7 separate regions of the Mus musculus genome follow, and all the other regions are linked to region 5. The links are chromatin loops, found by intact Hi-C in ENCODE. Cell type or tissue: heart. All regions are shown on one strand. Region 1 overlaps Zfp710 (zinc finger protein 710). Region 2 holds the start of Arpin (actin-related protein 2/3 complex inhibitor). Region 3 holds the start of Rps17 (ribosomal protein S17). Region 4 overlaps Zfp710 (zinc finger protein 710). Region 5 holds the start of Zfp710 (zinc finger protein 710). Region 6 overlaps Sema4b (sema domain, immunoglobulin domain (Ig), transmembrane domain (TM) and short cytoplasmic domain, (semaphorin) 4B). Region 7 has its middle 17 kb from the start of Idh2.

Region 1 (4,000 bases), 68 kb before region 5:
TTGGGGTGCCTCAGGCTGTTAATAGGTCAGCCAGGGGGTTGCTTCTCATGAGAGGGAACGAGGCAGCCTGTGGGCCTCCTGCATTCTTCACTGGCTGCCTGAGTTGCCAGACTTTGGGGGTGAGGCCCTGGCTTCCTCACAAAGTTGCGTGCAGTGTCTGCTGCTGAGCCAGTGGAGCTAGCTGGGGCCTAAGGGCAGAGACTCACATAGAATCTCCTAAGGTGATCCCGTTTCTCCATCTAGGGAATTGTCATTCTGTGATGTTGTAGATACTTGTTATAATAACACATGCACCTTTCACCTCTTATAGTGCTGACACTCCAACCTCGAGCTTTGTGTACACTAAGCAAGCATTCTACCTCTGCATCCCAACTTCATCCTGGTACCAACTTAGCTGAGACGAGGCCTCATCAGCACGCAGTTCTAGCTGGTTTGGAACTTTATGGGTCAGGCTGGTCTTCTAGTCACGAAGGTCTACCTCTCTGCTTCCCAAGGCAGGGATTAAGGGCCTATGCGACTGTGCTCAGGCTCATTTGCCCTGTTATAGGTTATACACTAGAAACAGATCCCCCAGTCTCTGCTTTGCAAGCCCGCTCAGGCTTGCCTAGGTCTCTGTGTGTCCGGGATCCCCTGTTCCCATCCTTCAGGTTTCTCCTTTGGCACAACTAGAAAAGTGATGTGGAAATGTTGTTCCAAAGCCCATATACACTCAATGGAAAGCACTGTCGCTGTGCAGTCAGTGACTTCTCTTTCTGCTTGTTTGGTCCTGCTGGAGATTAGGGTAACTTTGATAATGCAGTCAGTTCTCTGTATCTGGAGTTGGTTGTTGTCAGTGCTGGGAATTGAGTTTAGCAAGCATTTTATCAGTAAGATTTTTTTTTTGATTTATTTAGTAGCTGTCTTCAGACTCACCTGAAGGGGGTGTCAGATCTCATTACGGATGGTTGTGAGTCACCATGTGGTTGCTGGGATTTGAACTCAGAACCTTTGGAAGAGCAGTCGGTGCTCTTAACCTCTGAGCCATCTCTCCAGCCCCCATCAGTAAGATCTTAAGCTGAATTCTCATCCCCATTGCCTGCCTTTTTTTCTTTTTTTTTTAAAAGACATGGTTTTGTGTATCCGAGACTCGCCTCAAATTTCTATAGAATTAAGGATGACCTTGAACTTCTTAGCCTCCAGTCTCCACCTCCTGGATGCAGTTATCATGGGCAGTATCACAACACTGAGTATGTAGGGCTGGGTATCAAACCCAGGGTGGTCTCCTGAATAGTAGGCAAGTACTTTACCCAGCAAGCCTGATCCACAGCCCTAGCCTCCAGTTTAAAGACTATTTTAGTATTTTTATGGGGTATCTTGCCTGTTTGTATATCTGTGTGCCATGTACATACAGGGTCCACTGAAGTCAGAAGAGGGCATTGGAGACCCTAGAACTAGAGTTAGAGACAGTTGCTGAGCTGCCATGTGGGTGGTAGGAATTGAACCTGGGTCCTCTGGAAGAGCAGCAAGTGCTCTTAACCAACTATCTATCGCTTGCCTCTAGCCACAGGTTTTATGTTGCAGATCCAAGAGTGGGAATATTTGGAAACAAGTCAGGGATGGCAGTGCATGCCCGAAATCCCAGCACTGGGGAGGCCGGAAATCTGAAAAGGCCAGGTGTACACACATACGTGTAGTCTTGCTTCAGGAAGCTGAGACAGGAAGATGGTTGCGTTCTAGGCCAGACACAGGTAGACAGTGTGAGCCTGCTGTAAAAAGTCTCAAAACAACCGGGAAAAAGAAGCTGTGTGTGGGAGAACTCATCTGTTGTCCCAGGCCTTCACAGGTAGATCCGGGCTACAGAGACCTAAAACCTGCCCTTGGGACTCGGAGCATGTTCTCCTCCACCCACCCCCCAACTCTCTGGCAGGTCAGGTGGCTGAGATTGTCTTGTAGTTCCAGAGGGGGATGCTGTCTGGCATGTGACTAGGGAGCCTTGTTGGGACCTCCTTGGGGGGAAGGGCCTCCAAGAGCACCAAGAAGCACGTACAGTCACCTCGCTAAAGAATATTCATTTATTTATAATTATTGCTAAGTAAACTTCTCTTTTTAAACAGGAACATAAAAACACAGTAGGGCTCTGCACAAGAGGAATCTCTAAACAGTTGGTTTGTATACATGTCAAAATAAGTTAGAGTGGAATTCGGCCAGGGCTTCTGAGTCACCCTTTTCAGAAGCCTGGGAGGGGTGAGGCTGGAGCTGTGCCAGGACCACCTCCAGCTCCAACTGTGTACTGTGCTGTGCCTTCCTCTCCGCTTTGCCCGGCACAAGGCGAGGGCAGGGGCTTTTTCAGTATGGCATCCCCAAGGGGGTTGTGCCAATGGCAGGCTGGGGGACAGTGGGAGACCCCACCCAGGCCAGACTTCTCCCTTCTGTTCCAAGACCAAGGCCACTGCGTTGGCAGGAGAGGAGGAGGAGGAAGAGAAGAAGGAGGAGGTACAGGGTGCTTTTTGGTACCAGGGAGAAAGTCATTGTGGGAAGAGGTAGTTTGCAGGGGTGATGCCTTCTGCTCAGCAGGAGAAATAAATGTCTTGTACAGTGATAGCTAATCACTGCCACCTGAGGGTCATCATGATGGGCACCTGGGAGGCCGGGAGCCATGGGAAACCACACCTGGGCCACTGTGTCCCCCTCATCCCCAGTCCTGAACAGTCACCCTGAGGCCTGGCTTGGGGGCTGTCACACTGCGAATCAACACCCTCTGCCTCAGCTGGTCTCCCCCTCTTGGTTTTTCAGCCAAAGCTGGTGGCTTCATCTATGCCTTTTTGGGGTTAGTCCCGCCTGCTCCTCCCCTTGGGGGCCTTGGGATTTGTGGGCAGGGGTTTGGGTGCTTGCGAGCTTATGGATGGAGGACAGGGGGGAGGGGAGGGGACAGGTGAAGAGGGCCAGCTGACTGGAGAGGGCCGGGTAGGTTCTCTGCCTCCCCCACTTCCCTCCTGCCTTAGCCTTCTGAGGCTCCCAGCTAGTGATACACCTGGGCCAGGGCCCCTCAGGCATGGCTGCTTTCGGAAAGGGAGGCAGGAAGTACACACAGCACACAAGAAAGCTGAGGCTTGGACGAACCAAAAACCAAAAAAAAAAAAAAAAACCCAAAACAAACCAATAGAAACAGAAACCAAAAAAAACCCCTCTCCATCAAAGATGATAGACAGGAGAGTTGGAAAGGAAAACATAAATTTCTTTCACAATACCCTTCTTGCTGCAAACAGAATTTTCCCCTCCCTCTCTCTGGTCTTCAGTTAAACATGTTGCTCTTCCTCCGGAGCCGGCTGAGCCACAGCTCACCCACTCCCCACGACACCTGCTTGCTCATAAAAAACCAAAACCAAAACCATTCTAGTTCCCCTCTTCCCACGGGTGGTCTTCCTTGGCTTCCCCTGAGGACAGCCACTCTTGGTCCCAGAGATGTCACCCCGACCCTCCCTCCCCGCTGGCTCAAGGAGCCGCCATCTATCTTTGTTAATGCTTGCCAGATGCAGGGCATGTCCTGGGTTTGTTTGGTGAGGACCCTGTGGTTGGTACCTTAGCTTGGAACAGACCTGGATGAACTGTGTTGAAATGCACATTAGGGACATTCTTTCAAACGAGGCTGGGGCAGGGGAGCTCTGCAGGCCAGCTGGGAGGGTGCTCTGGAGGCTGGACTCCCCTCAGCTCTCCGACAGGCAGGGCCAGGGCTAGGGCCGCATGCATGCCTGCATGGAGCAAGGGGAGGCCCAGGAGGTAGAAGGCAGAGTGCCCTGCCTGGCTCTTGAGTGATAGGGGGAGGGAAGAGGTTCTTGGGTCTGACCAGGGTGGGGGTGGGCAGTGTCGGCCAGTGCAGGGGTTCAGATGTCCTTAAAGGCCAGAGTCGGTGCAGAAGAGAGACAAGGCCTGGCTCAAGCATTCTCTTCCTGGAGAGCGCCTCCGCGCCTGAGGTGGCTTGGGGAAGACCTCTAAGTCTGTGCCTGTAAGAGGCCTCACTGGC
Region 2 (4,000 bases), 90 kb after region 5:
ATATAGTTCAAGCTTGTAAGCACTGGGATTACAGGCGTGGAGCCCTGTGACCAGCAAAGGAGAAGCCCTTTTTCTATATTATTTAGATTCTATCATCTATGGTTTAGACTGGGTATGCAGCTCCCTGGTTGAACACTTGTCTGGTGTTCACAAACACCCTGGGTTCTATTTTCGGCACTGTTAAAATACAATTTAAGTAGCTACGTATAGCGTCCACAGAGGGCATTGCACATTTAGAGCCTGTGCGAAGGGGCAGTGACCCAGGAAAGGGACAGAAGAGGAAGGAGGCAGAGGAGTCAGGTGCCTATGAGCCTAGGACTTGCCAGAGGACACAGAGGACAGTCCTCCCCAGAGGATTGTTGTCCTTCTTTCTGGGAATTACAGAGCTGCCTGACAGGTCCAACATAGGCTGGGGTTGACTAGTCACAGACATCCTGTCTAGGGTCTGTTACATTTTTAGGGATCCACAAAACTATATTTTTGGAGCTGAGGATGTGGCTTGAGAAGACTGTTTGCCTAACGTTCATAAAGTCCTGGATTGAACCCCCAGTACCAAATAATCCAGGTGCAGTGGGTGGCCCACACCTGTAATCCTGGTTCTTGGGGAAGTATTGTAAGGAGAAAGGGGTTTGAAGTTATCCTTGGCTACATAGCGAGTTCAAAGCCAGCCTGAGATACATAAAATAATGTCTTAAAAATATTTATATTTTGTTAAAAGAGGAAGGACCCTTAAAAATAAAGTGTCTGAGACCATTCTGTGGTGATACTATGTGGGAGAGAGAGCTCCTTCCAAAGCTAACAACTCACCCTGGACTCTCGGGTATCTTCATTGTGGCTGAGGCAGGGGCACACCTGGCACAACAGAATGTGGCCACCTGCGCCAGAATTTGGCACAAAGGAGCCAATAAAACAAGACGATTTCCCAATGATTTCCGGGTCGGAGGAGATTCCCGGGTGCAGGCTGAGAATAAAAGGCTTGCAGACACTCTGGAGCAAAGGGCACTGTGGGGCTAGAGAAGCGATCGATCCATCCGAATCCTTGAGAAGTGTGAGACAAAGTAATGAATGCTATGTCCACGAGACTAGGAGAGGGAGAGTTCTATCTTTACAAACCATTAGACACGTTTCTTTCTATTTTTGCTGAGCAAGAAGCGTAGGCTCATTAAAGGTTGAGGAACTTGCTGGGATTGCAGAGATTGAGGTTTCCCTTGCTGCAGATCTGACCTATCCCTACTCCGTCACACATTCTGGGAACTCCCCTAAGCCATTGCGGAACCACGGGGAGGTCCAAAAGGGCAGAGTCCATGGAGACCGCTCTGTGGTTCCTCGTTGCTGTCCCGTCTTCTCCCTTCCTGCTCCCTGAGAAAATGTCCTACCAGAACAGATCCCAAGAAAGATCTACTTTCCTAAGCTTCAAGGCCGCTTTTTTGTATATTGATGTGTTTTGAGACAGAATCTCTGTATAGTACAGATGGGGACCGAACTCTCGATCTTTCTGTCTTAGTCTATAAGGACATGAAGGACAGTGGTCATTCCAAAAGCCCCCTGTTACTGCACGAGGTCTGGCTGTCAGGAATGAGGCTCGGCCCCTTTAAGTCCCAACTGGGAACGCCTCGGACTAGCTTCCCGGATCTGTTAACCCGGGAAGCTGGTGCTGCAGCGACCTCCAAGCTCCTGTCCCCGAGGTGCCCCGCCCTACGCGCCGGTTGCTTCCTGGAGCCACAGGGCCTCGGCGTGGGGAAAATGAGCCGCATCTACCAGGATAGCGCCCTCCGCAACAAGGCCGTGCAGAGCGCGCGCCTGCCGGGAACCTGGGACCCTGCCACCCACCAAGGGTAGGATGTGCTCTGTCCATCCGGTTGCTGGCCAGAGATGGGTTGCACTTTCTTCCGCGGCTGACCAGGGGTGGGTTGTACTCTGTCCACCGGGCCAGGGACTCCGCTACTGGCCAGAGGTGGGCTGTGCTTCCCTCCCCTTCCCACATTGTTAGCCAGATGTGGACTGGGCAAGGGAACTGCCAGGATTGGCTGAGTCGGGGCCCTGGCCCCTACTATGGCCAGCCGTAGTGGCCTGGGAGCATCCCTGGGGCCTGGGCTCCCTGGAGCATCCCTGAGGCCTCTGTCGAACTCAAGATCTGAGTCCTGCTCAAAGATTGATGGGGGTTGGGGGTGTAGGGGACACTGGGGAGAGAAACTGGGGTTGCCAAAACCACCCCAGGCATCCAGCTGGCTCTTCCCAAGGTCCCTGGCCAACACACGCTGGGAAGACAGATAAACTTGAAATTCCCGCCTGCAAGAATATCCACTGGAGGGATGCCCAGACTCCCAAATGGAACTACAGAGGCGGTGCTGGGGTTCCCACTGACCTCCGTCTTTTCCCCACACCAGGGCTCTAAACTCTAGCCATCTGTCACACTGCATCACTGGTGACCAGTTTGTGGTGTGGCAGGAACAATAGAGGGAGGGTGGGAATATCCGGAGGGTAATAAGCAGGATGGACAATTTCATTTACAGTCAGAAACAACAAGAATTATTCTACATGAAAGAAGCCAGGCCCAGAAAACCAAAATATCGCGTCATCTAGGAAGTGGAATCTAAAGTCCAACTCATAAGGTCTCCAGTGGAGCAGGTTCAGTCAAAGGGGGAATAAGTTCTGAGGATATAATGTATACATAAATTTGGTGGTGTGAGTCATTATGCAATGTGTACATATCAAGTTTTCTTGATAAATGCCTTCGATATAACCTGTCTTTGTCAGTTAAATATTTTTGGAAATAATTTAAGAGTAATTAGAGGCAAGGAATCCTGACCCAGCCCTCTTCCACAGTCTGTCTTCTTAGACCCACCCTTTTCCCCAGGTTAATGGTTTCAAAGTGGAAAGTCCCCAGGTCCCCAGGTCCCAGGTTCCCCTTTTATAGAATGATAAGGAGCCAGTTCTGGTTCTGGTTCCACTCTGTGTGGGATGCCGTGATTTTGGGCTAATTCCCACATCTCAGAGTCTCTAATTTCCAGCTGTCTGGTGACAATAGCCATCTCCTTGATGACCATGTAGGTATGAATGGGAACAGGAGCATGGAGGTTCTTTAAAGTGGGCAAAGCCACGTCTCACCAGAGGACCTGGGTTCCATTCTTGGCACCCGCAGCAGGGGACTCAAAACTGCTTGTAAGTCCAGCTGTTGGGGATTTGGTTCCTTCTCTGGACTCCACAGGCACCAGTACACACCAGTATACATGCTTATACTCACACAGTCACACATACTTCCACATAAATAAAAAATAATAAAAGCACCCAGGTGTGGTGGCTCACAACCTTAATCCCAGTACTTGGAAGGCAGAGGCAGGTTGGTCTCTGAGTTCAAAGCAGTTTGGTTTACTTAGTGAGTTCCAGGACAGCTAGAGATACATAGGGAAATCTTGTCTTTAAAAAAAGGGGGAGAGGGGCGCTGGAGAGATGGCTCAGCAGTTAAGAGCACTGACTGCTCTTCTGAAGGTCCTGAGTTCAAATCCCAGCAACCATATGGTGGCTCACAACCACCTGTGATGAGATCTGATGCCCTCTTCTGGAATGTCTGAAGACAGCAACAGTGTACTTATATATAATAAATAAATAAATCTTAAAAAAAGGGGGGGGGGAATGAAAAAGGAAACCTGATTTATTGTACCAAAGACACTTGCTCAGGTTGGGGTCTGGGAATTACCACTCAAACCATACATACACCAACCTTAGTTAAGCAAGAACAGTTTATTGAACACCCATCATAATACTGGACGTCCAGGTCCACAGGAAGGAAAAACCTACCAGTCTGTCCTCAGGGCAGGCTTTTTATAGGAAAAAACAGGTTCAAAAGTTTTAAGGCAAGCCGGGCAGTGGTGGCGCATGCCTTTAATCCCAGCACTCAGGAGGCAGAGGCAGGAGGATTTTTGAGTTTGAGGTCATCCTGGTCTACAGAGTGAGTTCCAGGACAGCCAGGACTACACAGTCTAGAAACCCTGTCTCGAAA
Region 3 (4,000 bases), 1.3 Mb before region 5:
ATTAAAAAAAAAAAAAAAAGGGCTGCTTTTTGGTGGGGGCAGGTGAAGGCTCACAGGAGCCCTTTCTCTTAGAGGGGCAAATACCCTTCCTTACAACTTTTATTTGACGAATGTATGAATCAACAGTTACAGTTGACAAAGACGCTACTGGAATTGAAAACTTGACTTTTCTTTTTAATTTAACGATTACTTGCCTCTCTTAGGGAAGCTGTGTGCCAAAGAGCCAGTGTCATAACCCCTCCCTCCTGCTGAGCTGATGTTGCATTGTTGCATATCCCAGCTACTCTGTGGGTTTTGTGAAGCTGTGTGTGAAGTCTCTACCTCATTGTTGTATATGCAGGCAAGACTGCACTCTCCTACAGATGTGTGGAGTAAGCTGTGGTGTAATTTTTTTGGCACATAATAAACACGTTGCAGCAGAGTTGTAGTTTTGTCTCTGTATCTGGGTGTGTGTGTGGTGGGGTGTGGTAGCAAGCAGGGAAGATTCCAGAGACCAGTCCTCTTTTCATGGATTTTCACTAATGGGATACCAGCCCAGAGGGATGGGAGGTACATGCGGAGACCTGCTCCTATATGGGACTTGTTACATCCTGGTCAGCCACTCTGGAGTGTCTAGTACCTGGGTGATTACAATCAGAATAGGAGGCCTGCCTGTACATTTTACTTCTTGGCCCCTCAAGGCCTCCTCCACATGGAGCCCTAGGAATGCTAGAGGCACAACTCCCAAGATGTCAGGAGCCATTTGCTGGCTGCTTTCCTGTGAGCCCTGACGTGTTCCTCCTTCCTCTTGGACACACTTGTGCTGATGTAATTCCTTTCTGAGTGGTTACTATTTTGCTTTTTTGATTCAGGGTCTTTCTTTGTGGCCTTGTCCTGGAACTCCTTATGTAAGCCAGCCTGGCCTCAAGCTCAGGAATTCTGCCTACCATTCATCCCACGTGCTGGGATTAAGGTATGCACCAGGACACGCTGCAGTGCTTTGTTTCTTCACAGCCCTTACACTAGCTTTTCTAACAGGCTCCATGGCTTCATGACAGGTCTGATGATTTTTCAAGTGGAGACGGCAGCATGCTGAACTGGTCCTTTGGGAAACTCTAGTCTGAGGGAGAGGGACTCCTAGGTACTTAAATCCTTGTAAGGTGCAAAAACTCACTACTCCTCAGAATCCAAGAGTTCTCTTCCTGCAAGACTGTAAGGTCTAGTCTTGCATCTGGAGCCTGGCCTCCACTTCATTGGGAATTCACTGGTAATGTACGATGCAACCCCCAGGGATTACAGACCCTTTGGTCTCTTCAGTATTCTTCCGGGTCCATGGTCAAGGACATCTTTTTTCCTCCCGCCATGAGCTACTTTTAGAGTAAGGACTTTCAGCTCTTCACCTAACCAGAGTGACGTAGATGAGTTGAAGGATGAAGCACAGCCTTGGCCCCTTGATACATGCCCTGTGGCCAGCACGGTCTCCTTAGGTTTGAGCGCAGGACCCTGTCCCAGGAAAGAGCTGGAGGAAAGGCCCTCTCTGGACAGATGAAGCCACTGGGTCGTAGCGTAAGAGCCTGCTTTGGGCTTGGTTATGGCAGAACAACCGGAAGAAGCTGAAGGTTGGAGATAGTGTCCCTACTAATCGGGAACAGTCTAGTTAACTGAGATCCTAATTTGTTGGTAAAAGTGTTTGAGACCTCTCTGTGAGCCAGCCACTGATTTAAGCACTCGAGGTTAGCCCTTCCTGTTTAGCTCAAACCTAGCTGAGAAAAGTAATTGTGCTCAGACATTTAAGAGCAGCTCGAATGGAATACTGTGCTGGGATGAGAAGAAAAGCCACTCTAGGTGATGTTTGCTGTGACACCAGGAAATGAGAGGAACCTCACCAATTAGGCTAGACCCTACTAATCTCTGACTAGAGGCGCGGGTAGGGTGGAAATCGGGGATGACCCTGTTTACTACTATGCCTTTCATAGCTCGGGCCTCCTTTAGGCTCCATCTCAGGACCTCAAAGTAACTCCTAGATTAAAACACACCGGACGCCCAAGAGAAGCACGGAACTATTTGGAGTGGAAACCAAGACGGCCGAGCTGCCGGCGTGCGCACGCGCAGACTTTCGCCCCGCCCACAGCCAGGCAGCCTCACTCCACTCCGCTAGGGGCCGCTGTGGGACTCTCGCGAGCCAGGCGGAAGCGGCTTTCTGGCCGCGCTTTATAGGCCTCTCTTGTGTTTCCTGTTTCCTCTTTTACCGAGACCCGCCAACATGGTAGGTGTTTGGCTCCCAGGGCTCTGTCCTTTTCAATCCTCGCCCATCCTCCGCTCGTCGCGGCCTCAAGTCCGCAGCGAGGGGCCGGCGCCGTCACCGGCGGCCTGGCGCGCTTCCGCATGAAGTCGTGCGCGCCGCGGCCCCTCCGCGGGAGGCGCGGGCTCCCCGGTGACTTTGCCCTCTCCACCCTCAGGGCCGCGTTCGCACCAAGACCGTGAAGAAGGCTGCCCGGGTCATCATCGAGAAGTACTACACGCGTCTGGGTAATGACTTCCACACCAACAAGCGCGTGTGCGAGGAGATCGCCATTATCCCCAGCAAGAAGCTTCGGAACAAGATAGCCGGGTGAGTGGGGGCCGCGGCCGCCGGAGAGCCTGCCCGGGCCGGTGCCTCCGCTCCCCCCAGACGGCCCGCCGAAGGGCTGGAGGTGTGCCTTGGCCACAGTGGGGTTTTGCCGACGTGGTCTTAGTTCGGGCTCCTTACGGTAGCTGAAGGCAGAGCTCCGGCCTCAAAACCTTACTGCTGTGGTCTCTGCTTCCCGCATTTTACCACTATGGCCGTGTTGTGCAAAAAAATAGCAGTGTTGTGTCCGTACGACGGATAAGACCAGTCGGGGTACATGACATTCGGAGGAGGGCTGGTGACGGCGAGTGAGGATGTAAGGAGTGGACATCTGAACAGTGCTGTGTGTGTGTCTGTGTGTCTTTCCGATGGTGAGACCGACCTTGATGTAGAGACAAAGTCGGTTCTGGTGGGAGGTGGTCACTGTTTCGCATTGCTTGTAGCTATGTCACGCATCTGATGAAGCGGATTCAGAGAGGGCCTGTGAGAGGCATCTCTATCAAGTTGCAGGAAGAAGAGAGAGAGAGGAGAGATAACTACGTTCCTGAGGTAAGATTTGTGGGTCTTCCTCTGCACCTCTTCCTGGGGGCTCACCTGAGGTGGGAACGCAGCTGGATGTCAGTGAAGTCTTAATCTATTTCCTCAAAATGATGAGAGATCCACCCACCTCGGCCTTCTGAGTGCTGGGATTAAAGGCGTGGGCCAACACACCCAGCCGAGGGTGCCTGTAATCAGCCGACCTTGAGCTTCTCTGCGAGGTCTAAATTCATTTTCACATGGGAGCCCAGTGAGAGTGCCTCCCGACGTGGTTAGCTTGACATCCAAGTGTGAACCCTGCTTTCTGAATGCACACTAGATGGTTCTGACACAAGAATAAAGTGGGCTGTGGTGGTGCACAGCTTTAGTTTCAGCATTTGGGAGGCAGATGTCTGAGCTCGAAGCCAGCCTGGTCCACATGGTGCTTTCCAGGACAGCTAAGGTTATGTGTTGCGTTGGGAGCAGAGGAGGTGAAAGATAACCCACGCATTCATAATTTGAACTTGATTCTTTCCCTCTCAGGTCTCAGCCCTAGATCAGGAGATCATTGAGGTGGATCCCGACACCAAGGAGATGCTGAAGCTCCTGGTGAGTGTTGCCTGAATCCTTGAATACATCTGGTTTCTAAATGGCTGGAGCTGCTTGTTCTGTGATGATTCGGGGGTGTGTTTTCCTTGTTTGGGGCTGGCTCCTAAATTGTGGCCTGCCCCGCCCCCTTCAGCTCTGGCTGTTACCTGCTTTCCTCCCTGGTTATTTCTACAGTAGTCGGGCTAGTCACAGTTGAGCCATCTTACGGGTGGCTTATCTCAGCGGACTGAGACTTGGCTCTTTTGCATAAGTATGAGAAGGTGGGATAGGCGCCTGAGACCAGCATGC
Region 4 (4,000 bases), 59 kb before region 5:
GGCTCCGCCCCTCACCGGCCCTTCGCTCCACCCCCTTAGCGGCCAGGCGGGCCACGGGAATGTCCCATACCTTGCACTTGAACGGCTTCACAGGCGAGTGCACAATCATGTGGGTCTTGAGGGTTTGCTTCTGCACGAAGGTCTTGAAGCAGATGTGGCACTGGTAGGGCCGGACGCTGGTGTGGATCAGCATGTGGCGCTTCATGTTGGCCTGCAGCGTGAACTCCCGGCCACAGACCTCACACTTGAACTCCTTCACACCCTGTGGGAGCAGAGAGACCACTCGGGGTTGGGGTGCTAACAGGTGCAGCTCTGGGAAATTCATTTTTAATAAACAAAAAACTCAATTCTTTGCCGGGCGTGGTGGCGCACGCCTTTAATCCCAGCATTCGGGAGGCAGAGGGCAGGCGGATTTCTGAGTTCGAGGCCAGCCTGGTCTACAAAGTGAGTTCCAGGACAGTCAGGGCTACACAGAGAAACCCTGTCTCCAAAAACAAACAAACAAACAACCTCGATTTTTTTGCATGTGTATGGTGTGTCTGCCATAGCACAGGTGACCATCAGAGAGCAACGTTCAGAACTTTTTTCAGGCTCTCTCCTTCAGGTTCTCGGGTTTGGTGGCAAGCACCTCTCTCTGGCAGGTCTGCTGTTCCAAGCTACCTTCCAGGATGAGGCGACAAACTGCCTACCAGGCTGGTGTGCAAGCAGATCTGATTCAAGGCCAGCACAATGTACCAATAAAAGCCAGAGTGGGCTGGAGGGAGATGGCTCAGTGGTTAATAGCACTGACTGACTGCTCTTCCAGAGGTCCTGAGTTCAATTCCCAGCAACCACATGGTGGCTCACACCATCTGTAACTTCCAGTACCAGGAGCTCTGATACCCATTCTGGCTTCCATGTGTGTGACACACACACACACACAAACAATTTTACATGTAATAATAAAATATAAAAGCTGGGTATAGGGGCACAAGCAGACAGATCTGGACACAGAGAGGGGAGAGGGAAAGCCAGGAGTCTCAGCAATAGAGCGCTTATCTACCAAAGGTCAAGTCCTGGGTTCAATCTCCAACACTCAGCAAAAGAATAAAAACCTTTGTGCACCCGAGGAAAAATAACTAACACTCAAGTATGCATAAAGTTCTGAGTTGCAGTTTGGGCGGTGGTGGCACACACCTTTAATCCTGCACTCAGGAGATGGAGGCAGAATAGATCTCCCAGCTGATTCTTATCACAGTAAACTGTCTGGTCGGGACTGCTGCCTGACTGTTTATGGCTCGGCACTCACTCAGCACAGGAATAGGGTTGCTGTGGGCACAGGTGATGCTGGGAGGGAAGGCGGGGTCACAGCTGGTCGCTCACTGTTCTGCTGAAGAGCACCTCACTGGGACAGATGCACATCTGTGGTCACAGCTGCTGTCTCAACTACTTAATATATAACATGCCTGCATTATGTGTTTTTGTGCGTGTGTACTGGTGACTGAACCCAGGGTATTTATGATACTTTAACAGGCCCCGTATCTTCTCTTAGCAGCCAGGCGCTCTTTCTTGTTATACATCCTCTTTATCCTTGTGACAGAGTGGGCCACATAACCACCAGGGGGCGCCATTCAAGAGCTGTAAGCACAGATGTGCACGGGGTACACAGGTACCTTTAGGGTCTCTTGGCACTTTAGTATGGTAGAGATCTTGAACACACAGCTACTGATCATCCCTCACTCCTAGCTTTGCAGACACTAATAATCAATTACACAGTTTTACTGATGAGCCCAGGTACAGCATCTTTTTTTTTTGGTTTTTCGAGACAGGGTTTCTCTATATAGCCCTGGCTGTCCTGGAACTCACTCTGTAGACCAGGTTGGCCTCAAACTCAGAAATCCGCCTGCCTCTGCCTCTCAAGTGCTGGGATCAAAGGCGTGCGCCACCACGCCTGGCTCATCTTAATCTTTCTTAACATTATACATTTAGCAGCCAAGACAACTGACAGGTCAGCCTTGCCAATGGTCCCTGCGCTAGCAGAAAAGTTCTGGAGAAGTCTAGGCTGGAGAAGTTTGGGATCCTGGCCTGGTAGGCTCACTGTAGTGTCTACTGTGACACTATAGGTGTCTCATAGGTCACCACTCACAGCCTTGAAAGGTTAAATTTGAAGGAATCTGTGGGTCAGCCAACTGCTAGGATGGATGGTTAGGTCTAAGAGGCTCCATTCCACCTTCCTGGGTAGAAGGGCCTCTTCGGGGAGGGAGGTGGTGATGGCTGAAAGGTGAGGGGAAGAGAACTCGTGACCTGGCACCAGGAGGAAGAGGAAGTTGGATGAAGGTTGGGTCTAGCTACCTGGTGTATGAGAACGCGGCTGCCCAAGTGTCTTCACAAAGTACTTTTGTCAGGTAAACGTTTTTCATCCGGTATACTTTTAAGATATACATATTCATTTTATGTGCATGTGTTAGCTGTGAGGATGTCTGTACATCATGTGTGTGCTGGTGCAAGCAGAGATCGTGAGAGGGTATTGGATCCCCCTGGAACTGGAGTTCTCGGAAGCTGTGAGGTGCTGTATGTGGAAGCAGAGAACCAGACCTGGGGCCACTACAAGAACAGCAAAGTGCTCTCAACCGCTGAGCCATCTCTCCAGCCCGCTTTCCTCTTTGTGTGCATGTGTGACCATGTGTGTGCAAGTGCACATATGTGCACATGTATGTGTGGAGGCCAGGTCAGCCTCAGGTGTTGTTCCTCATGGGCTGTTCCATGGGAGCCTGTGGCTCACTGATGAGGCTGGAACCCTCCCAGGACCTGCCTCCTTCCCCTGCAGTGGGATTATAAATGCATGCCAGCATGCCTAGCTGCTTACACAGGTATGGGTGACTGACCTCAGGCCCTCATGCATACATGGCCCCGTCTTTTATGGTTGTATATTGTGTGTGTGTTTTCTGTGTGTGTGTCTGTCTGTCTATCTGTCTCAAGTGGCAACTAATGGGAGTTGGCTCTCCCTCACCACATGGGTCCCAAAGAACACACTCAAGTTTCTCAGGCCTGGCAGCAAGTGCCTTTACCTGCGAAATCATCTTGCCAGCTTTCCCCAGCCCCATCTATCCCTCTCATAATCATATATGATACACCTCTCTCTGGTGTATGCTTGTGTACATGTGTGTGAGGGTGCAATTGTCCGGAGACCAGGGGCTGTCTTTCTCAATTGTTTCTCCTCCTTATTCTCCAAACCTTCCTGAACTTTGTCTTTGTCATCTGGCTAGTGAACCAACAGGAGCCACCTGTGTCCTCTCCCCATGGGGGTGGGGGTCTGCTCGCCCACACACCCATCTTTTACAGGTGAGGTGTGCTGGGAACCTGAACGCAGGTCCTCATGTTTACACAAGCACTTTACACTGGAAACCATCTCTCCCCAGGCCTCAAAAACACTCTAAAGAACATAAGCACTCACGTGGCAGGCTATAACCATCTGTGACTCCATTTCCAGGGGATCTGGGGCCCTCTTCTGGCCTCCAAGGGGACCAGGCACACACTGCAGTGCATACTCACACACATAAAATAAAAATAAATCTTAAAACAAACAAACAAACAAACAAACAAAAACTACCTGTGTACCACACCTAAAGGATCCCATCAGGGCTTTGGAGGGCATTGGAAAGAAAGTGCCATGGCGGAGGCTGGCAGCCTTACCTTGTGGGTGAGAGAGTGCTGCTTGAGGTGATGGATCTGGCTGAACTCCATGCCACACTCAGTGCACACGAAGGGCCGCACATTCTGATGCTTGAGCATGTGGTTTTGTAGCTGGCTGCGGTAGTGGAAGGACTTGTCACACTCAAGGCACTGGTAGAGGGTGGGGCCCTGGTGGGAGGCCAGGTGGCGCTTGAGCTGGGTCAGGGTGGAGAAGTCTAGGCCGCATTCGACACAGACATGGCAGCGGCCACTCTCGTGCTTCACCTCATGGGCCTTGAGCTCGCTAGGGTAGGCGAAGCCGCGGCCACAGAAGTGACAGCTGTAGGGC
Region 5 (4,000 bases):
CTCTCTCTCTCTCTCTCTCTCTCTCCTCTCTCTCTCTCTCTGTCTCTCTCTCTCCTCTCTCCTTCCCTTCCCCCTCTCCTCCCTCCTCCTCCCCCCCTCCAGACGCCATCTCTCTCTCTTTCCCCTTCTCTCGCTCCAGCTCTCCGGCATGAGGGAATGTGGAAGTGAAAGGAAAAGACGACATGTTTGCCTGCGCGCCGCCGTCCCCGGGGAGAGGCGGGGGGCGGGTCGACCGCGGCCGCAGCGACCCACCCCCGCGCCCCCCAGCCACCCCGCCGCGGGCCGCCCGGGGGCTGGCGGGGCCGCGGGCTCGCGGGACACTCACCCTGGGTCCGGGCGCGGCTCCTCGCGCTGGGGGCCCTCGGCTGGCCGGGCCGGGCGGGCCGGGGGCTCCTGCTGCCCACCGCCCGGGTTGCAGCTGCGCGCCGCCTCCACGCGCGCCCGCCCTGCTCTGCCACCCTCCCTCCGGCTCCTCTCTTTCTCCCCCCCTCTCTCTCTCCCTCCTGCTCTCTCTCGCGCTCGCTCGCTCTCTCGCTCGCGCTCTCTCCCTCCCTGGAAGAAGGGAATGAGGCAGGGCTGACGTGAAGGGATGCTAAACAGCTCCTCCTAAGCCTGCTCGCAGAGGAAGAGAGACAGAAAAGCAGCCCTTTTATCTCTCTTTTGTTTTCTCACTTCCTTCCACCCCCCCAGCACCCCCCTCTCCTCGGCCCAAGTTTTCTTTTTCTCTTTCTACCGCAGAGAGGATTTTTCTTCTTTTCTTTCTTTCTCTCGCTGCAACTCTCCTACTCGAATTGCAAGCCTGGAGGCTTCTCTTTTTTTTCTTCCCCTTCCCTCTTTTCTTCCTCCTTCCTCCTTTATTTCTCTAAAAGGGTTTTGTTTGCTGTGGGAGTTTCGTTTGAAAATCGAGTCACGCCTTTTTCCTTCTTTTCTTTCGCCCTCTCCCTCTTTTTTTTCCCCTCCTCTCAGCAGAAAAGGGGAACAAAGATTAACAAGCGGGGGAGAAGGGAGCGTCAGAACCTCGCATGGAAATGGGGGGGCTGTCCCTGCCAGGCACAAAGGGGGCTCCAGAGAGCAGCCCCCAGGAAGTCTGGGGTGCCCTATCCCAAATAAGAGCTAATGGGGGTTGGGGTCGGGGGAGCCCGAGTGGCCAGTCCTTCCGAATACGGGTTAGGGCTCAACCTGCCCCCTCCCCAGTCAGGGGTGGAAGCTGGGGGTGCTCTTCACTTAATATATTTTTTAAGTGGGCAGATGGGACTTAGAGCAAACGTCGCCGCAGAGCCCTCAACAGTAAAGAGCCTTTAAACAGCTGTTCGCAGAGCCCTGGACGGTCAGACTCGAGGGAACGGCCCCGGCTGCTATCACCGGGACCCGGGTGCGAATGGGGTTCAGAGGAGTTCGGGGTCCCTCGCATCCTCCCCAAGCCCAGGGCCTAGGCTCGACCCCGGGGTGCACTGCTGGAGGGCGCCGAGGCGTGGTCGTTCGCTGAGGTCTGGGCCCTTGTGGCTCCCCGCGGGGCCCGGGGTTCGGCATAGCCTGGCCTCCTCCCAGCTCTGGGACAGGCCGGACACCCCGCCTCCAACCTCCCGGACACCCGCCACTCAAGAGCTGCGCCGCTCGACTCCGACGCATGGGCGGGTACGGAGCCCGCGGACAGAGCGGGGCAGTGTCGCCACCAAGGGTCAATTATTCATGGGGCGCCTGGGCGTGCTCCCAAGACCAGCTCTGTCTTCGGCTTCTCCAGAGGAGTGGAGACAACACGGGGGAAAAGTTCCCAGAGCAAAGTTGGCCACATTTCTTATTTTCCCAAGTAAGTATTGAGCACCTGCTGGATGCCTGGCCCTTGGACTGGGGCTGCAGCTGGGCGAGAAACGTGAGGTCTCGGCGGGCCCAGACAAAGCGAGGGAAGCTGTGGCTCCGGACCAGGTCACCGAGCTGAAGGGAAGCCTGGATCCTCTCCCCTCCCTGCGCTCTTCCTTCCCCTTCCCTCCTTCCTCCGGGCTGCATCTCCTTGGCTCCACCCCTTCTCATCAATTCCTCCCACACTTCCCTGCTCTCCCTGGCTTTTCACTGGAGGGTCCCTTCTCCCAGCGAGGAGCAGATGCAGAGCCCCATTGTCTCTCCCCCAATGACTGCAGCCTCCCAGGGATAGGACCAGCCACTCCTTCCCCTCCCCCCAGCCCAAAGGCCTGGGTCTTTAATGACAGGAGCCCCAAGGCCACTGCCCCTCGCCCCACCCTACACCAGCTCACGGAGCTGTGAGCAATGACTCCAGTCACTCAGAACATGATTTATTTCTGGCAAGGAGTGAGAAAACAGAAGCCAGAGAGTTTGGTTCAGCAAGAAGGACCCCGTGATTTCAGGCTCAGCACACTGGGTCTCTAGTGACCTCAGCACCTTCACCAGCCAACAGGGAATGCTGGAAGCCACAGTTCTGTCATCACCTGCCCTCTCCAGAACACCCAAGTCATATTTTCTCAAAAAAAGACAAAGTCCTCTCTGACAGTCAAATAGTCATTCAACAACCATTCGCTTCTGTGCCTGCTTCCTGCCAGCTCCCCAGCCTGCAACTAAGGACTTAACCACCAGAGACACCATCTCCTTGTTCTGGCTTTGCAAACTGGTAGGAGCCCGAGAGAGCTGGGCCTCAGTCAGGCATCATTGGTGCATACTTGTAGTCCCAGCACTTGGAAAGCTGAGACAAGAGGATTGCCAGGAGTTTTAGGCAAGCACAGACTACATATTGAATAATATATTAGCCAAGGCCATTATGGCAAGACTTTGTCTCAACAAAACTAAAAAGAGGGAGGCACAGTTGTGCATGGATTGAAATCCCAGCTTCTGGAAGGTAGAGACAGGAAGAGCAGAAGTTCAAGGTCAGCCCAAGCTATGTAGCCAGTTCTAGGCTGGGCTATCTGAGACTCCTCAAAAAAGGGGTTTGGGGTGGGGCTGGGAGAGACAACAGGTAGCTAGGTGCCTTATGAGGGCATTGAGAAAGCAACTCACAGGGGCTTGGGCAAGGCTGGCCAGCGAAGGTTTCCTGGAAATCACTTCTAGATAAATAGGGATGTGCCAGCCAAGAGCATGAGATGGAGCCAGGTGTTGTGGCACGGGTCTTTAATCCCAGAACTTGGGGAGTCGAGGCAAGCAGATCTTGGTGACTTTAAGGCTAGCCTAGTCTACATAGTTGCTGGACTGCCTGGATCTACAGACCTTATCTCAAAACAACATAAAAAACTTGGGAGAGAACAATTTGCCTACGGGGCAAGAAGGGACATTCCTCTAAACTCAAGGAACAGTTGAGTTTTAGCAGCCAGACCTGTGATACACGCCTTTAATCCCCACTCTCGGAAGAAATAGACGCAGGTGGAGCTCTGACTTTGACACATCCTGGTCTACATAAGGAGTCCCAAGCTAATCTAGACTTTGTAGAGAAGTCCTGTCTTTAAAAAGAAAGGAAAGAAAGAAAAAGAAAGACTTCAAGTACTTGGTGTAATACAGAGTACAAGCTAGGGAGTGAGGGAGGTTATGGGTTGTGGGCACAGGTAGTGGGACAGGGTTGGTGGCAAAGAAATAGTCTGTTTATTCCTTTTCACTTGCCAGCTTCCTGAACTTCCAAGTGACTAACAGGAAATAACTTAGACCCAGTGGCCTGCTTTATAGAAATGGAGGTAAATAAAAGAACTATTCTAGCTACTTAGGAGACTGAGTCAGAAGGATCCAAAGTTGAAGGCCAGCCTGGGCTACAAATGGAGATCATGTCTCCAAATAAAATGTAAAAAAGAGGGCTGGGAATACAGCTCAGAGGTAGAGCACCTAACTAGCATGCTTGAGCCACCAACATAAATATCTAAGTTTAAAACCAGATTGGACTACATAGTGAGGCCCTATTTCAAACTATTGAAGAGAGGAAATAAAAGTGTGTGTATGTGAGTGGGGCAGGGGTAGATCTAGGGCTTGAAGTGTGTCTTGTGTGCAAATGCCCAGACTTATGGGCCACATA
Region 6 (4,000 bases), 190 kb before region 5:
GTCTCAAAAACAAAAACAAAAACAAAAGAAGCCAGGCAGTGCTGGTGCACACCTTTACTCCTAGCACTCAGGAGGCAGAGGCGGCAGATCTCTGAGCTTGAGGCCAGCCTGGTCTACAGAGTAAGTTCCAGGACAGCCGGGGCTACACAGAGAAACTCTGTCTTGAAAAACCAAACAAAAACAAAAAACAAAAGAGGACAGCAGTGTAGCATGGAGACGCCAGCTCAGCCCCGGGACACACTGTCCAGAGCCCAGACACTCCAGATTCAAGGCAAGGATGAGAAGGAAGAGGAGCCACAGACTGGTTTTGGGCTGCAACTCCCTGGGGACTGGTTCTGGAAGGTGACAGATGTGGGTGCACCTTGGGTGGATGACCCTGCGCCCTCCCACTCACCTTACAGACTCGGGCAACTCGGGACACGATGGTGTTCTCAAAGAACTCAAACTCCTGGCCCGTCTCGCTGAAGAAGAAGTAGATCTTATCATCATCACCTATGGGGCTGCCCAGGCTCTCGGGGACGTAGGCCGAGGCCACAAAGGCAGGGTCTGCAGAGGCCAGGGGAGGAGACACAGTCAGGCCAGGAACCTCGGGGACAGCATCCCCTCCCAAGGGTTAGGCAACTGCTCAGTGGGCCAAGGCAGAACTCCACCTTGTAGCCAGTTGAGGGAGCTCTCAGTCTTGGTGGGGCGGGAACTCTGGCTCCGGGAAATGGCTGGGTCGTTTCCCTGGAAGCTACTGACTGTTCCAGTGTACAGCTCACCATCTGCCAAGAGAATGTTCCCATGGGAATGGCTCCTTTGGCCCAGTCCCTGTGCCCTGCTCAGGGCCCAGAGTGACCGCAGCGCCATCCATCCTGCCTAGACGGAAGCAGGGACTTGGAAGAGGGCAGCCCAGGGTCACTCGATACCCTCTGGGAACCAGCACAGCATGGGGACACCACCTTACCTCTGGGACCCACACTGCCCAGAGCCCAGACACACCCCAGATTCGGTCCTCCTGCCCTGGGTATCTTCCACGGAGCACAAAAGCACCCAGCCTGTGACACCACTTACCAACCACCAGAGCCGTGGACTTGAAGTTGGGGTCAAAGGGACAACGACCCTTGCCATCCTCCAGAATGACATTGCCGGCCTCATCTTGGGCTAAAGTAAAGCTCGCTATGTGCTGTGGAGGAGTAGACAAGTAGCTCAGGACCAAGACACGGAACAAGGAAGTGCACAGGTTCTAAAGTACGTCTCCTTACCCCAGGGTCTACGCGAAGGAGTGTGTGCAGTGGGCACTATTCCCCAGCGAACAGGGAAGAGATGTAGCGTGGAAAATAGTCCTGGAGCCAGGGAGAGCAATGCAATGCAAACCCAGAAATTTCTGACTCCAAGCCCCGTGTTCCGCAACAGCATTAATGCCACCCTCTGCTAGAGCATGTTAGGGGATGGGGTAGGAACACAGGGCGGGCATACGCTGAAGGGTGCACAAGATGACCTGGGGCACCAAGCACAGCAAGGGAAAGAAACCAGTGGGCAGCAAATTGGAAGTCAGTCAGGCTCTCTAGGCAAGGTGGCTGCATGCACCCCTCCCTGCCCCGGCAGGGAGACCTAGTAGGACCTGGGAAGCAGCCAGGATGATGGGCTCACGGGTCTCAAGGGCCTACTGCTACCTAGAAGCCTGCCCCCAGGGTCCTCCTTCACCAGGAATCAGGGCTAGGGAAGAGTTCCTCTGGCAGAAAGGCTGTGCCCCAGGCAGCCAAGCCCCAGGGTAGAGGAGGGAACTTACAATGTAAGCACACAGGGGGCTGAAGGCGGCCGTGCCACAGGTGAGCAGGTGGCTGCTGTTGAGTGGCAGGAGGATCTTGATGTAGTTTTGACAGTCACGCTGTGGGGAAGGAGAGTATGTCAGGTCCACATATGCCACTAGGGGGCAGGGCTGAGGCCTCCTCCCCAGACCTAAGGCAGAACAAAAGAAACCTGGAGCTCTGGGCCGGGAGCTGGCTGGCAGAGCTTAAGCAGGGTCTGCACTGGGGCTCAGTTAGCTTCCAGATTGGCTAATACTCCTTCTCTGAGGTGAAAGGCACCCTAGAGGGGGTAATCCCACCTTTCAGAGTGTCTTAATCCTCTTGAGAGTCTTCTCTAACCCAGGGGGGAGACAGGCGGTAAAGCAGGAGGAATTGCTCAGCCCTGAACTCCTGGCACAAACTCCACCTCTACAAGGTGTCTGATAGGAACTGCCAAATTGGTGCCACCAACACCCCAAGACCCACTGAAGTTTTTCCATCTTTCCAGTGGCAGGCCGTGGCCTGGCTGTCTCTCAAATGCCACACCTTCCTGGATGCTAAACCTTCAATGAACAAAAACCCAGAATCTGATCATTTCTCACCCCTTTTTGGATGGTGCCCTGACTAAGGCACTGTCACTGCCTGAGCCACAATGGTCTCCCTTGTGTTCAATTCCAGAGAGGACACTTATCATCAACACAACGGGGCCCATTTGTTTATTTTTATTTATGACAGTCTCACCACACAGCCCAGGCTCACCTGGAATGAATAATCCTCTGCCTTACAAGTACTAGAATTACAAGGAGACACAAGCATGCCTGGCTCAAGGACAGCCTTTTAGAACACAGGCAAGACAGGCCTGGTGGCACGTCTCTATTTCCAGCTACTCGGGGGGGGGCTGAATGAAGAGGATCCCAAGTTCCAGTCCAGTCTGGGTGAAAAGGCCAGTCTAGGTGACAGAGAGAACCTGCCTCAGAAGCAGAGGGTCAGGGATGTGGCTCAGTGGTTTAGCACTTGTCTAACTCGTGAGACCCTGGGATTAATCGGAAGTTCCACAAAACAGTACAAAACCACACGGCCATGCCGCTTCTCTGCTAAGCTTTCTACTGGTTTCCAAAACGATTCATTCACTCAGAGTGAAACCCAAAGTCCTGCTTAGTGTCTGGGTATGTCACGGTCCAGTTCCTTACCTTCCTCTAAATAGTCTTTGCACTATATAAATGTCTGTCTGTCTGTCTTTTTTGGTCTTTTAAAGACAGTGTTTTTCTGTGTAGTTTTTGCTGTCCTGGAATTCACTCCGTACACCAGGCTGGCCTTGAACTCACAGAGAACCTGCCTCTGCCTCTAGAGCACTGAGATTAAAGGTGTGTGGCACCACCACCCAGCTGCTTTCATTCTTGTTTATTTTATGTGTATGAGTGTTTTGCCTGCATTGATGTGTGCACCTCTTTTGTGCCAGGTGCCCATGGAGGCCAGAGAGGGTATCGGGTCCCTGGGGACTGGAGCTACAGAAGGTCATGATCTGCCATGTGGGTACTGGGAAACAGGCTGATCCTCTAGAAGAGCAGCCCATATTCATACCTGCTGAACCATCTCTCCAGCCCTGGTATTGTCTGTCTGTCTGTCTGTCTGTCTTTCTTTCTTTCTCTTTTTTTTTTTCATGACCACCTTATAAACTGATTTTTCATTGGTTTTTCTTTCATTTTTTAGCTTTTTGAAATGATGTCATGGAGTCCAGTCCATCAATCTTCTATGTAGTCCAGGGTGGCCCCGAACTCCTAACCCTCCTGCCCACGTTCTGGGATTACAGCATGGTTTTACTTTTTCATAATGTCTCTAGTAGCTAACAGCAAGGACCAAGTGCTGAAGAGGGGCTGAGGCGCGTCTCACGGCCAGAGCACTTGTCTAGCTTGCCAGAGGCACCGTGTTCACCCCACACTGCCAACAAGTACTTGCTGACTGTTCCAGATTAAAGCGTGTATGGATGGGGAGGCCTCTGAGAATGGCAGCAAGTCCTACAAGAGAACTCTGGACTGGGCTGGATACCATCTAATGTCTTGGCTGAAATCAAACTAGAATCTGCCAGACTTATCTGTCCACTAGAGACCCTTTACAGACACTGTCACCACCTCACCAGGTTCATGTTGGTGCTAACGCTAATGGGACAGGAGCCCTGGATGCACTGGTTTATCCAGGGATATAGGCATACTATTCCCATCTTACAGGTGAGA
Region 7 (4,000 bases), 110 kb before region 5:
GAGAATCTTGGCACCTGTCCCGTTAGCTGGGCCTGGAGTTTGGAGAGAGATGTCTAAACTCTAACAGCTGCTGCTTGCAGTCTCTCTAACCCTGCCTGACTAATACAGACATGATCCCCTAGCCCCTTCTGAGGTGCTGGAGATGGAACCCAAGCCATCATGCTTGCTAGACAAGTGGTCTGCACTGAGATAGCCTGCCAGCCTAAATATACTTAGTTCTTAGTTACAACATTAATTACACACAGCAAAGAGTGTAAAACCACCACACCGCCTATAGAATCTGTATTCTTCCCAATTTGAAAAGCTAATCCTTTCTATCACCTATCTGGGCAAATAGCACATGGGTTTTAATACCCCAATTGTCTTGACCTTGACAGACCTGACTAGTGGATCACAGAATTCTTTCCCTATAGGTCTTGTGCCCATACTACTGCTAAGTAAGAGAGGAAACTTGTTTGCATCCTGATAAAACTCAGACCTAAATTATTATAGAGGAAAATCTGGTTCGAAGGCAAATAGACAGGACCAGAGAAGTGGCTCAGTTGGTAAAGGTGGCTCTGGCCAAGCCTGAAGAAGGGTTTGATCTCTGAAACACATGGTGAAAGGTTATTCTCTGGGCTTCACATGTGTGCCAACACACATGCACACACACAAATAAAGAAACAGATGTCCCTGTCCTGGGGCTGCAGAAATGGCTCAGCCATTAAGAGCACTGGCTATCAGCTATTGGATGGATCACAGGGCCCCCAGTGGAGGAGCTAGAGAAAGTAACCAAGGAGCTAAAGAGATCTGCAACCTTGTAGGTGCAACAACATTATGAACTAACCAGTACCCCGGAGCTCTTGACTCTAGCTGCATATGTATCAAAAGATGACCTAGTCGGCCATCACTGGAAAGAGAGGCCCATTGGACACGCGAACTTTATATGCCCCAGTACAGGGGAACGCCAGGGCCAAAAATTGGGAATGGGTGGGTAGGGGAGTGGGGGGAAGGGTATGGGGGACTTTTAGGATAGCATTGGAAATGTAATTGAGGAAAATACATAATTAAAAAAATATATAAAGAGCACTGGCTGATCTCCCACAGGACCTGCCTGATTCTATTACCAGCACCCACCCATATAGCAGCTCACAACTGTCTGTAACTCCAATTCTAGGGGGTCCAGAATCCTCTTATGGTCTCCATGAGCACCATGCATGCATACGATGCATAGACATGCATGCAGATAAAACACACATAAACATAAAACATAAATAAAAGCAATATCCTGCACTTACATTCATATACATACACACACAGTTGGGCAGTGGTGGTACGAGCCTTTAATCCCAGCACTTGGGAAGCAGAGACAGGCTGATCTGTGTGCATTCAAGACCAGCCTGCCTATATAATGGGTTCCAGGGCAGCCAGAGTTACATAGTGAGGTCCTGTCTCTAAAATAAAAACAACAACAACAACACACCACAAAACAAACAAACAAACAAACAAACAAAAACTCCAAAGAGAAACAAACAGGCAAATAGCCAGTACTTGCAATGAATACTCAGGTTTGGATTGATTATGGGAGGCCAACTCCACAGATTTCCCTCACTCCTCAACAATGACAGAGACCTCTAGAGTGCTTGTAACATGGGAAAAAAAAAAAATAAAGCAAAACCCCAAAAGACATTGACCAGGATCAGGAAATCTTGATCTTTTTGATGTTTAATAACTAGCCTCCTCATTCTGCAAGTGAGGTCACTGTGTGGTGGAAGACAGCAGATGCGCCAACTCAAGCGTGGCTCACAACTAAGGAAGAATTGCAGTCAGAAACCTGCATGCAATTGCTGGGGCCCTGGGGAGCTGTCCCTAGAACCAGGAGGGAGAGCGTCGCCCCCTGGTGGCAAAGCCAGCAGGAAAGAGAAAAATATGTAAGGCTATAAGCATTAACTGGCACTCAGGAGTTACCACGATGGACGAGGGCCTGGGTGGGAACGGTCTCACATCTCCTGTGTTGCTTCTTCCTCCGGCTGCTTCTGTGCGTGTGCTGGTTAGGGCATGTGTTGATTGTTTGTTGTTTGTTTTGTCAACTGCAAAGAGGGAACCTCAACTGAGAAAATGCCTCCATTAAATTGGTTTGTGGTCAAGGCTTTTGAGGTATTGTTTTTGACTAGTGATTGATGAGGGAGGATAACCCATGCTACCCCTAGGCAGTTGGTCCTGGGTTTTATAGGAAGCTGAGAGAGCCATGGAGAGCAAGCCAGGAAGCAGTGTTCCACCACGGCTTGTGTTTCAGTGCCCCCTCCAGGGTCCCGTTCTGGCTTCCCTTCACCATCATCCATCAGCTGTCAGATGAAGTAAGCCCATAGCATTTATCACAGCAGTTCTTTCAGAACATGTTTTCTGCTACTGTGGCTTTGCTGAGAATGTTTAGTAGCAAACAGCATATTAAAAATGCAGATAGAACTTGGGAGGCAGAGGCAGGTGGATTTCTGAGTTCGAGGCCAGCCTGGTCTACAAAGTGAGTTCCAGGACAGCCAGGGCTATACAGAGAAACCCTGTCTCAAAAAAACAAAAACAACAACAACAACAACAACAAAAATGCAGATAGTTGGAGCTGGAGCTGGAGAGATGGCTCAGTGGTTAAGAGCACTAACTGCTCTTCTGAAGGTCCTGAATTCAAATCCCAGCAACCACATGGTGGTTCACAACCATCCATAATGAGATCTGATGCCCTCTACTGGGGTGTCTGAAGACAACTACAGTGTACTTACATATAATAAATAAATAAATATTTTTTAAAAATGCAGATAGTCAGCCAGAAGGTGGTAGGTAGTGGTGGTGTCGGTGTCAGGGGCAGCCACAGCAGCAAGGAGGCACAGGCCTTTAATCCCACCACTTGGGACACAGAAGCAGGCCCGCCTTGTCTACAGAGAGAGTTCCAAGACTACTGAGTCATGGCTACTGAGAAAAACCTGTCTTGAAAAACCAAAAACTAGGGGCTGGAGAGATGGCTCAGCGGTTAAGAGCACTGACTGTTCTTCCGAAGATCCGGAGTTCAAATCCCAGCAACCACATCGTGGCTCACAATCATCCATAATGAGATCTGGCGCCCTCTTCTGGTGCATCTGAAGACAGCTACAGTGTACTTAGATATAATAAATAAATCTTAGAAAGAAAGAAAGAAAGAAAGGAAGAAAGAAAGAAAGAAAGACAAGCCAGAAACTAGCCGGGTTTACAGTGTACTTAGATATAATAAATAAATCTTAGAAAGAAAGAAAGAAAGGAAGAAAGAAAGGAAGAAAGAAAGACAAGCCAGAAACTAGCCGGGTGTGGTGGCGCACGCCTTTGATCCCAGCACTCGGGAGGCAGAGGTAGGTGGATTTCTGAGTTTGAGGCCAGCCTGGTCTACAAAGTGAATTCCAGGACAGCCAGGGCTATACAGAGAAACCCTGTCTCAAAAAACCAAAACCAAAACCAAAACAAAACAAAACACCCCCAAACTAAAAACAAACAGATAAAGTAAAAAACAAAAGGCAAAACAAAACAAACCAAAATGCAGATAGTCATGTAGAAGCTGAGGCTGTCATGAGGAGACAGGAAAAATGCTGCCAGTGAATGACATTTTATTTCCACAGATGGGTCCGGCATCATCTGGTGGTAGGCAAGGTAGCGCTGTCCTTCAGCTCCTGTTGCTCAGTCACAGAACCGACTAGGATAAGAATAGCCTCAGCCTCAGAGGGTTTTTATGAGGCCTAAGTGAGACCATTATAGAACAAGGCCCTAGTTATGTGCCTTTGCAGAGACACAATGGAGAGAGTGTCATGGATGGAGCTGATGGATCACAGCCAGAATCTGACACCCACCAGGGAAGGCTGAGAGGACGTTTCTTAACCCAAGAATGCAGGTATCAGGAGGCTGAGGGCGAGAGCAGCGGCCACTCCTCATTTACACCATCTGGATGACCTTGGGAGCACCTGACTATGGGACTTGGCCAGTGGCTGGCTACAGTGCTCTCCAT

Evidence for each region. A loop is a pair of places that touch in the nucleus more often than their neighbours do. Peaks named below come from ENCODE experiments on the same cell type or tissue, not always from the same donor. Only the 100,000 strongest peaks of a DNase experiment are listed, where the experiment ranks them.
Region 1: it touches region 5 in a loop (2.6-fold over the local background); 18 of 42 quality-filtered maps call a loop at or near these places.
Region 2: it touches region 5 in a loop (2.5-fold over the local background); 10 of 42 quality-filtered maps call a loop at or near these places.
Region 3: a loop joins it to region 5, with 8 times the contacts of the local background. A loop is called at or near these places in 2 of 42 quality-filtered maps.
Region 4: a loop joins it to region 5, with 4 times the contacts of the local background. A loop is called at or near these places in 26 of 42 quality-filtered maps.
Region 6: it touches region 5 in a loop (1.9-fold over the local background); 8 of 42 quality-filtered maps call a loop at or near these places.
Region 7: it touches region 5 in a loop (2.6-fold over the local background); 3 of 42 quality-filtered maps call a loop at or near these places.

Annotation. Positions count from the first base shown.
Region 1 is chr7:80,090,783-80,094,782 of GRCm38, reverse strand. It overlaps Zfp710 (zinc finger protein 710), which reads right to left. Exons shown (of 5, transcript NM_175433.5): 5 at 2,032-4,000. Among named protein-coding and RNA genes, the nearest start is that of Gm21057, 18 kb to the right of the region's middle. In heart, no CTCF peak of the experiment used is centred here; DNase peaks (open chromatin) are centred at 102, 2,282, 2,772 and 3,562; H3K27ac peaks cover 1,384 bases.
Region 2 is chr7:79,932,988-79,936,987 of GRCm38, reverse strand. It overlaps Arpin (actin-related protein 2/3 complex inhibitor), which reads left to right and starts at 1,724. Exons shown (of 6, transcript NM_027420.4): 1 at 1,724-1,835. The coding sequence starts at 1,744. It overlaps Gm31966 (a long non-coding RNA gene), which reads right to left and starts at 1,549. Exons shown (of 3, transcript XR_391645.4): 1 at 808-1,549. In heart, a CTCF peak has its summit at 1,704; DNase peaks (open chromatin) are centred at 947, 1,267, 1,687 and 2,257; H3K4me3 peaks cover 1,901 bases; H3K27ac peaks cover 1,771 bases.
Region 3 is chr7:81,343,447-81,347,446 of GRCm38, reverse strand. Rps17 (ribosomal protein S17) reads left to right here and starts at 2,213. Exons shown (of 5, transcript NM_009092.3): 1 at 2,213-2,245; 2 at 2,439-2,590; 3 at 3,031-3,136; 4 at 3,647-3,712. The coding sequence starts at 2,243. Cpeb1 (cytoplasmic polyadenylation element binding protein 1) reads left to right here. Exons shown (of 12, transcript NM_007755.5): 12 at 1-421. In heart, no CTCF peak of the experiment used is centred here; DNase peaks (open chromatin) are centred at 2,066 and 3,556; H3K4me3 peaks cover 2,575 bases; H3K27ac peaks cover 2,488 bases; H3K27me3 peaks cover 441 bases.
Region 4 is chr7:80,082,213-80,086,212 of GRCm38, reverse strand. It overlaps Zfp710 (zinc finger protein 710), which reads right to left. Exons shown (of 5, transcript NM_175433.5): 2 at 3,673-4,000; 3 at 71-262. Among named protein-coding and RNA genes, the nearest start is that of Gm21057, 9.0 kb to the right of the region's middle. In heart, CTCF peaks have their summits at 1,596 (motif pointing right) and 3,506 (motif pointing left); DNase peaks (open chromatin) are centred at 87, 1,572 and 2,638.
Region 5 is chr7:80,022,809-80,026,808 of GRCm38, reverse strand. It overlaps Zfp710 (zinc finger protein 710), which reads right to left and starts at 581. Exons shown (of 5, transcript NM_175433.5): 1 at 326-581. In heart, CTCF peaks have their summits at 1,671 and 2,579; DNase peaks (open chromatin) are centred at 408, 1,578, 2,058, 2,598 and 1 weaker place; H3K4me3 peaks cover 2,693 bases; H3K27ac peaks cover 3,065 bases.
Region 6 is chr7:80,213,494-80,217,493 of GRCm38, reverse strand. Sema4b (sema domain, immunoglobulin domain (Ig), transmembrane domain (TM) and short cytoplasmic domain, (semaphorin) 4B) reads right to left here. Exons shown (of 14, transcript NM_001360135.2): 4 at 1,772-1,870; 5 at 1,054-1,165; 6 at 651-764; 7 at 395-546. Among named protein-coding and RNA genes, the nearest start is that of Sema4b, 17 kb to the right of the region's middle. In heart, CTCF peaks have their summits at 664 (motif pointing right) and 1,905 (motif pointing right); DNase peaks (open chromatin) are centred at 743 and 1,803; H3K27ac peaks cover 456 bases.
Region 7 is chr7:80,130,593-80,134,592 of GRCm38, reverse strand. No RefSeq gene overlaps it. Among named protein-coding and RNA genes, the nearest start is that of Idh2, 17 kb to the right of the region's middle. In heart, CTCF peaks have their summits at 1,885 (motif pointing left) and 3,098 (motif pointing left); a DNase peak (open chromatin) is centred at 12; H3K27ac peaks cover 810 bases.